Regions from separate parts of the Homo sapiens genome. Here region 1 is linked to region 2. A link is an interaction called in ENCODE POLR2A ChIA-PET data of the cell type or tissue named here. Cell type or tissue: OCI-LY7. All regions are shown on one strand. Links, peaks and the distances in the headings refer to the core of each region. The heading gives the core; the rest is flanking DNA.

Evidence for each region. ChIA-PET counts read pairs that join two places held together with the same protein. Peaks named below come from ENCODE experiments on the same cell type or tissue, not always from the same donor. Only the 100,000 strongest peaks of a DNase experiment are listed, where the experiment ranks them.
Region 1: POLR2A ChIA-PET joins it to region 2 with 7 read pairs; 3 of 35 experiments call an interaction of 5 or more read pairs at or near these places.

Annotation. Positions count from the first base shown.
Region 1 is chr12:92,175,237-92,179,495 of GRCh38, reverse strand. The region is part of intron 2 of BTG1-DT (BTG1 divergent transcript); the gene reads right to left. Among named protein-coding and RNA genes, the nearest start is that of BTG1-DT, 31 kb to the right of the region's middle. In OCI-LY7, for the core only: no CTCF peak of the experiment used is centred there; no DNase peak of the experiment used is centred there.
Region 2 is chr12:92,486,938-92,491,568 of GRCh38, reverse strand. No RefSeq gene overlaps it. Among named protein-coding and RNA genes, the nearest start is that of LINC02397, 23 kb to the right of the region's middle. In OCI-LY7, for the core only: no CTCF peak of the experiment used is centred there; a DNase peak (open chromatin) is centred at 2,598; H3K27ac peaks cover 1,114 bases.

The DNA of each region.
Region 1 (4,259 bases), core at 1-4,000, 310 kb after region 2:
GATAGGATCTTGCACTGTTGCCTGGGCTGGAGTACAGTGGCAGCATCTGGGCTCACTGCAACCTCTTCCTCCAGGGCTCAATTGATCCTCCCACCTCAGCCTCCTGAGTAGCTGGGACTACAGGCACGCATCACCATGTCCTGCTAATTTTTGTATTTTGTGTAGAAACATGATTTTGTCATGTTGTCCAGGCTGGTCTCAAACTCCTGAGCTCAAGGGATCCACCAGCCTCAGCCTCTCAAAGTGTTGGGATTACAGGTGTGAGCCACCATGCCCTGCATAGGGAGAACTTGCTGAAGCAGATAAAACTTATAGTTCTCACAAGTTCTTTACGCATCTATTCAAAGGTACAGGAGCAAAATGAAAGTATAAGGGAGAAAGAAGGACACAGACTTGGTTGGACAGGCCATTCTCACCCTCTAGATTAAACAGAAGATGGTCTCTTGAGTGCCCAACGCCTTGCTTCAAATAGAGTTGCATCCAGCATTTCAGACACATGGATATCAATGCATAACAGATTAAAATCCTGCACTGTAGCATTGCATTAAAAAAAGAACATTTGAGTCTTCTGCTTATGAAAAAATGCATATATTTTAAAAGAGGAGACTGTATTGCAAAATGTATATACATTTATGATTACCAATTCACTGGAACAAAAGGTCACTGATCTCTAAGTTATTTGCTTAATTGATCACAGGTTGCCATGACACATGGCAATATATAGGCTCTCTTTAAGGCTTCTTTTTAAAAGAAATATTTTATTAAATCTAATTTCATCAGTGTAATAATTTCTAAAACTCCCCTGCAGCTAAGTGGTAACTGAAACCTAGATGTTAACTTATCATTGCACCTCGTTTTGTGAGAATAACTTTGGAGGTGCAAGAACACTTATTTTCAGCTCTTGGAATGTGTGAAATGGGTGATCTCTAGACTTTGTGAAGTTCACCTCCACCTCCCCTCCCATCACACCTAGATTCTTGGTGAGTGTAGGTGTTATGTTTTCTGTGATAGAGGTTTTGTCCTCAGACAGAAAAGCACATGAGCAAAGTATGTCACAAGGATTCTATTATATTTCTACAACAAATACTGTTGGTATGTTCTAAAGCTGCTTCACCCCAGAGCCAGGCTCTGAAGCTGTATTGAGGATGTCTTTGTTTTCAGAAGGCCTTGGTATTTACTAAGGAGCAATTATTAATCTGACATAGGTAAACAGAGGGGTCTTGACCATGAGTGAAAGTGTAAAGTAGGTAAATTTTTCATTATCTTCTTATTTCCCTTTGCTATATAAAATGAGTCTGAATAAGCAAAGAGAACAGAAAGATTTTCAATGTACTTCAAAAAGTTTATTTATTTAAAATTTAATGTTTTATTCCTTTAAGAATTAGGAAATGGTAAGGAACCAATAGGATTGTCATGAAAAAAATATGCTACCATGACATCTTATTGCTTAGAAAAAGAAGCAAGTTTTTTCCAACTATTTCTTTTTCTATTTTAAAACAGAGATAGGATCTGGGTGCAGTGGCTCACACCTGTAATCCCAACATTTTGGGAGGCCAAGGTGGGCAGACCAGCCTGGCCGACATGGTGAAACCCCATTTCTACTAAAAACACAAAACTTGGCCATGTGTGGTGGTGGGGCACCTGTATTCTTAGCTACTCGGGAGGCTGAGACAGGAGAATAGCTTGAAACCAGGAGGTAGAGGTTGCAGTGAGCTGAGATAGCGCCCCTGCACTCCAGCCTGGGTGACAGAGTGAGACCCCATCTCGAAGAAAAAAAAAATAGAGATAGGGTCTTACTATGTTGCCCAGGCTGGTCTTGAACTCTTGGCCTCAAACAATCCTCATGACTTGGCTTCCCAACAAATACTATATTAGCATTATAGGTGTGCCCACTGTGCTGGGCCTCCAACTGTTTCTTCAAAGTCATTTTACCTGTCCAACTTTCAGACAAGGCCATCTTTAAAATTCTTTAAAATATGTAGCTTCTCAGGGTTCAAAGTAAAATAAAAGTGAAAAAAGTACAAAAAATTAAAAGTTTAAAAATACAATAGAAGATATGTACCCTACTTCCCAAAGTACGTATACATGCAAATGGATTTGTATATGTACAAATGAATTCACATTTCCCTTCCTCAGCCTCCCTTCCCTCAAGAGCCAAATCTATTCCTCCATTCTCTTTATTCCTTTTGTTTGTTTGTTTGTGAGGACAAGGTCTCTCTCTGTTACCCAGGTTGGGGTGCACTGACGTGATCATAGATCACTGCAGCCTCAAACTCCTGGGCTCAGGGATCTTCCTGCCTCAGCCTCCTGAGTAGCTAGAACTACAGGCACCTCTCACCACACCTAATGAAGCGACGTCATAGTCTGGGCGTAGGTACCCGCGGTTTGCCAAGAAGATTAAGGACATGGACACACGTGGGTGGGTTAAGGAGCGGAAAGTTTAATAGGCAGAAGAAAGGAGAGAGGAGAGAGAAAAGTAGCGTTGTGGTTCTCCCTCTCTCCCTCTCTCTCTCGACAGAGGGGCATCCGAAAGGGAAAAGCTGGCCTATGGCAGACCACAGCACATTTTATAGGCAGGCTTGAGGAGGCAGTATCGGATTTACGTAGGGCCCATGGATTGGTTTGACCAGGGGTGTCCCTTACATAGCGCAGGGAAGGCTGGTCGCCCCACCCTAATCTTATTATGTAAATGGGCTTTCCGCTTAGCCAGCACCATCTCATCTGCTCCTTACTGCACATGTGGCTAGCAAAGAGAAGGAAAGATGGAGCCGCCATGTTGATCATGCGTAGTCCCAGGTAGCCTTTTCCTGTTGTCACAACTGCCAGGGCATTCACCTGTGCAATCAGCTTACTTGTCTATGTCTGCAGCTCGATTTTACAGGCTGCTTTGTTAGAAAAGAAATGATCTGGGGGCTGCTTTTCTTTAAAAGGAAAACCTTATCAGGGACTCCCGTACTCTCACTATCTGCCAAAATGATTTCTTCTTAACTCCTGTATCACTGGCTAATTTTTTTTTCTTTTTTTTTCTGTAGAGACAGAGTCTGACTATTTTGCCCAGGTTAATCTCAAACTCCTGGCCTCAAATAATCCTCCTGCCTTACAAAGTGCTGGGATTAGGAGCGTCAGCCACCACACCTGGACCCTCATACTCTCTTTAGACTCAGACTCACCGTCTCTTGGGTTGGAATGAGATGGGGGCTGGGGTGGCAGTTGTTCTTGTCCCCTTTGTGTCAGGCTGGCTTCTGAATGTCTTGCTTCAACGCTGTCACTCTCTACAGACAGACGCACTGATCCTTCTCATTTTAGGGGTTTGTCTGTCAATCACTATGGAGGAAACAATAGCAGAGGGAGTCCACAAATAACAATAGGGCAGTTACAAAGCTTAATTCTTAAAAGGTCCTCACTCCCTTGCTGAGAGGGTTATAGAAAAAAGTCCTTGGAAGGCTGCTGCCTGACTTTTTTCTTTCAAGGTGGATCTCTTCTGATTAGCTTGTTGGTTGAATTGAGCTCAGTGTTTTGAAAATTATCCTGGGGACAGATTCATCCAAGTAGGTAATTTGCGTCTGTGAACTCCTGTGGACTGGGTAGTCACAATTTAATGACTCTGGTTTCACTCAAACTTGGATATTTTCTCACTTTGATGGCTACACAAATATCCCTGATTTTTTCTTAAGAAATAGGCAAGTGTCATGATTTTCTTACAAAATAAAGCCAATAATTGTTAAGAACCTTGTAAACGCACTGGAAAGGGGGTTATGTTTAAGGAAAGAATTGCTTCGTTCAAAAACACTTATTGCTTATCTACCTAAAGTGAAAACCTGCAGATTGGAAAAGCAAAAAGAATTAGCGAAAAGGTTGAGCACAGTGACTAATGCCTATAATTCCAGCACTTTGGGAGGCCAGCGCAGTAGGATTGCTTGAGCCCAAGAGTTCGAGACTAGCCTGGGCAACATAATGAGCCCCTATCTCTACCAAAAAAAGCAAGAAATTAGCCAGGTGGGGTGGTGCACACCTGTAGTCCCAGCTACTCGGGAGACTGAAGTGGGAGAATCACTTGAGCCTGGGAGGTCGAGGCTGCAGTGAGCTGTGATCTTGCCACTGCACTCTGCCTGGGTGACAGAGCTAGACCCTGTCTCGAAACGAAAGAGAGAAAGGGAGAAAGGGAGAGAGAAAAGAAAGAGAAAGAGAAAGAAAGAAAGAAGGAAAGAAAGAAAGGAAGAATAAAAGCTGCCCAAGTTGGCATAGGTGGTATGAGCCTG
Region 2 (4,631 bases), core at 290-4,289:
GACACAGGGCAAATATTCTTGTGTGTGTTTGTTATGTGTCGTCAAAGGGAGTCTGAACTAAAGAATGTAAATGTGTCCATGTAAATCCCTCATTACTACACTCATAATTTGCCAATACAGACATATATTATTTCCATGTATTCTGGAAGTTTTAGTGATTTCACATATTTATCTCATTTGGAATACCTCCTACCACAACGCTTGTAAGAGGTAGGAATCATTATTCCCATTTTACAGAAAAAGAAAGTTAATCAATTAAAAAGAAGCCACAGCTAGTAAAGTTGCAGATTCAAGACTCTGGTTCAAGTTGGTCTTGAAAGTCCAAATCCACATTTGTTCCACAACACTTCATTCATTGCCTACAAAAAAACTCTATCATTAGTTCTCAAATACTGGCCTGAAAAGCTGCTTTATTTCAAAACAGTTTTTACTGACTCTGACAATGCTAATTGTTAATGGTAGTTTGATGTTATTTTGTTTCATATTTTGTCTTCTTGTCTAATGGAACATTTAGGAAGCCTAAGTCTAGAAACCACTAAATTACATAAACCCAGCTTACATTGAGTTTAGCATTAAAGCCCTAACAAGCACACTCAAAAACTGAGCAGATGAAAACGCTAGGGCCTATGACAAAAAATATAAAAAAAGAATATATTCAGGCCCTTTCTATTCATCTGGATGACACAAAATGGTTGAGTCTGTTTTGTTCATTCTCAGATGATTGAGGGCAGATTGAGCTCACAAGAGCTCAAGGGTTACAAACTTGCTGAATTCACTTAGACTTTAACTCATTCATCCAATATACTTTTAAAAAAATGCATTGGTGCTTACATCCATAGCTTAATCTAGTCTTTTAAAAAGCTATACGATAACATTCAAAGATTCAGAATTTTTTTTTTTTTTTGAGACCGAGTGTCATTCTGTCTCCCAGGCTGGAGTTCAGTGGCATGATCTCAGCTCACTGCAACCTCTGCCTCCCGGGTTCAAGCGATTCTTCTGCCTCAGCCTCCTGAGTAGCTGGGACAACAGGCATGTGCCACCACATCCAGCTAATTTTTGTATTTTTAGTAGAGACGGGGTTTCACCATATTGGCCAGGCTGGTCTCGAACTCCTGACCCTGTGATCCGACCGCTTCGGCCTCCCAAAGTGTTGGGATTACAGGCGTGAGCCTCCATGCCTGGCCAAAGATTCATATTTTTATATAATTTGTCCAAGACTGTATGTGTCTTATTAACAAGCAGCAGAAAAAACAACTGGCATAGGCTAAAACACTAGCAGGGTATTTGTTGGCTTACAGAGCTGAAAAAACCAAGTAGATTGGGATTCAGCTGATGAACTAAAGTGGCTATCAATGTCACCACAAACTCAGTTTATTTCCATAGATCTGCCCTGCCTTTCAAGGTAGCATCCTCTTTCTAAGGCTAACTCACCTCACATTAGCAGTATGACAGCCAACAGTTCCTAATATAATGATCTTTATCTTTCACCATCAGTGATTGCGCCTTGCCTTGTAGTTCTGTCAGAAGAGAAATGATTTTCTATTCCAGAGACCCTCACAAAATACCACCTGAGCCTCATTGGTCCAAAGCGGTCATGTGTTCACCTTTAAATCAATCAAAGGCCAGAAAATTGGGCAGTGATGATTGGTTTAAAGCAAACAAGATCCGTGGTTGTAGCTGAGAATGGGGTGAATTCCATTCAAACTGCATGGCTAAGCAAGGGGAAAATCAGTCTACTAATCCCATGAAGAAGAAGCAGATGAGGCAGGACTTAGATCGAGATCTTTCTGGCTCCTAAGCCCATGATTTTGCAAGTAAACAATACAGTTTCTGATCTCCAGAAGCTTTAAGTCTTAAGGGAGACAGGGAAACCTACCATAGTAATATGACAATTGCTCTGAGCAAGTTCTAAGGCAGTGTTGTGGAGCTCAGCGTACCTTTAAATGGCAAACCAGAGTCTTTAAGAGTCCAGCCAAATCCTAGTTCTGTCACTGGCTGTGTGATCTTGTGTGAGGTACTTAGCCTTTTCACGACTCAGTGTCTTATCTGCAAAATGGAGCCAATAATAGTATTCACCTTACAGGGATTAAATGAGGACAATATTTGTAAAGTGCATTAAAAATGCATAGTATATATTATAATAGGTTATTGTTAAATAAAAGAAACAGGAAGTAACCTCTATTTAGGTACAACGATGATGAGGATGATGATGATAAGATGATAAAATCATCTATCACCACTCTGTATCAGGCACTCTTTGAATCTCTGGGGATACAAATGCCCATAAATCACAGTTTCTGTCCTCAAAGAACTTGTAGTTTATTGGCAGAAGGAGGTAATTCGTAATGCGATGAACCCGTTATGACATTTGAGGTAATCCGGGGCCTTCCGGGTGACTGGGAGCCCAGGGAAGGAAACCATGAGCAGTGGAAATTCAGTGTCTACATGTCCAATTACCCTCTCATTAGCTATTTTGAAATGGCAAATAGAGGAGACTATTTTGGGGGCCCAGGGAATTGAGGGATTAACATAATTGTCAGTTTTAGATGTATTTCCTTATTCTCCCCTGTCGAGTTTGAGTTCCTCTTTCGATCATATAAGATGTTATGTACAAATGTGAAGCATCTCAACTACCATGTAAAGGTGACACGATGGCTTGTCTTCCTCCTTCTGGGGTGTGCAAAAAGCCACACTAGGAAATGATGAAATACTTTCCCTAGAAAACAGAAAGACCTCATGTTTTCATGACTTGGAGACTGAGGTAACCTTCGCTTTCTGACATACTTCTAGCAGAGTTTAGGAAGAAGACTCATTCAAGGAAACATCTCCTGTATTCCTTCTTCTTGTCTCCAAAGCTGAGTCTTGTTTGCTAGCTATAGAAGAACAGCATGCTATTTATTCATCACTCCAAAATACTGTAAAATCTAGAACTTAAATGACATAGATTAGTAATAAACCTTGTAGAAAGTATTGTGTTTATAATAGTTATTCATGTACTAGTGAGATTATACTTACTCATTTTTCTTTTCAGTGAAGCGATGCCCATGAAATTGTCCAAGGGAAGATGGCTAGTAGTAGTAGAATGAGCTTTAGAGTTGGCTATCAACAAATTTAGTGAAAAACCTAGTGAAGCTTCCAAATCTCCAGTAGTATCTGACCAATTGTTTGTTATATCTATAAATACTCTCTCACCTCTACAGAAAGATATATAATAAATATTCCTCAGTGATGTGATGTTTGGCTCCACTACATCTTGCAGATGGAATCTGGGTATAGTCTGTGGTTAGTCCAGGTAGCAGGATCTTAGAGTAAGTCTGCTTCAGTGTTGCAATTAGAATTCAATAGAATTCTGTATTTGGTACCTCAACTCACTGATATATTTAGAGAACTGTATGAATATTCTTTCCCCCACAATGTTCATGAAATATTGAAGTAATTAGGCAGAAAATAACTTTTTTTTAAAGAAAATATATATTTTTTGGCTAGTTGTGGTGGCTCATGCCTGTAATCCCAGCACTGTGGGATGCTGAGGCAGGCGGATCACTTGAGGTCAGGAATTTGAGACCAGCCTGGGCAATGTGGTGAAACCCCATCTCTACTAAAAATACAAAAATTAGCCAGGTGTGGTGGCGGGTGCCTGTGATCCCAGCTACTCAGGAGGCCGAAGTGGGAGAATTGCTTGAACCTGGGAGGCAGAGGTTGCAGTGAGCCAAGATGGCGCCACTGCACTCCAGCCTTGGCGATAGAGTGAGACTCCGTCTTAATAATGAAAAAATATATATAAATATTTTTGTCATTCTTTAATCTCAAAAATAAAGGCTAGTGGAGGCATACCATCTTAATGATGGTACTCTCTTCCTCTTATTGAAAGAATCCACTAATAATCTCGGTTAAGCAAGCTATTGTCACAAAAATGGAGTATGAAAACATCCACACAGATGGTTTGCTTTGAATTTTCTTAATTTTAAATATTAGATTTGAAACATACCAAACAAAAAAACCCAACTGCATTGTAATAATAGAGTTTCTCTTCTGTTTTTTACATAGCTATCCATTTAAGAAAGACATTTATCCAAGAAATTCCTGTGCTGAGTATAGGGCTTAATCTCACACACAGACTTTCCCACATTTGATCCTGAATAGGCTGCTGAATGATAAGGTGATAAGATGAACAAAGCAACACCAGCAGGTTGTTTTTCTTTTTTTCTCTCTCTCCTTTTTAAAGGAACAATAGGTTTTTTGTGTGGGTCTCCAAATGACAAAATAGCTTACTAAAAAATGCAGGTTTGAAACTAGTTGAGGTTTCATTGCAGTTTAAAAGTCCTTTCCAAGCTTAGATTAATGCATTGATAATTGAAAACTATCTGGACACATTATATGTTCTAGATATTAATCTGAGGCTTTCATGAGTATCTACACCTTCAGACCTCCACATTACCTAAGCTCCCTAAATCCTTTCTGGAAGAAGGCAGGGAATAAATACACCCATTGGTTAAATTAAATTAAATTTAATACAGTTGTTTCACATTTTTTGCGATGGCTTTCAATCTAGAGTATCTGTTCCTCTTACCTACTCAGCCTCATTAAAGATGCAACTGCCTAACAGCTTCATAAGAGCTGTGTTATAATCT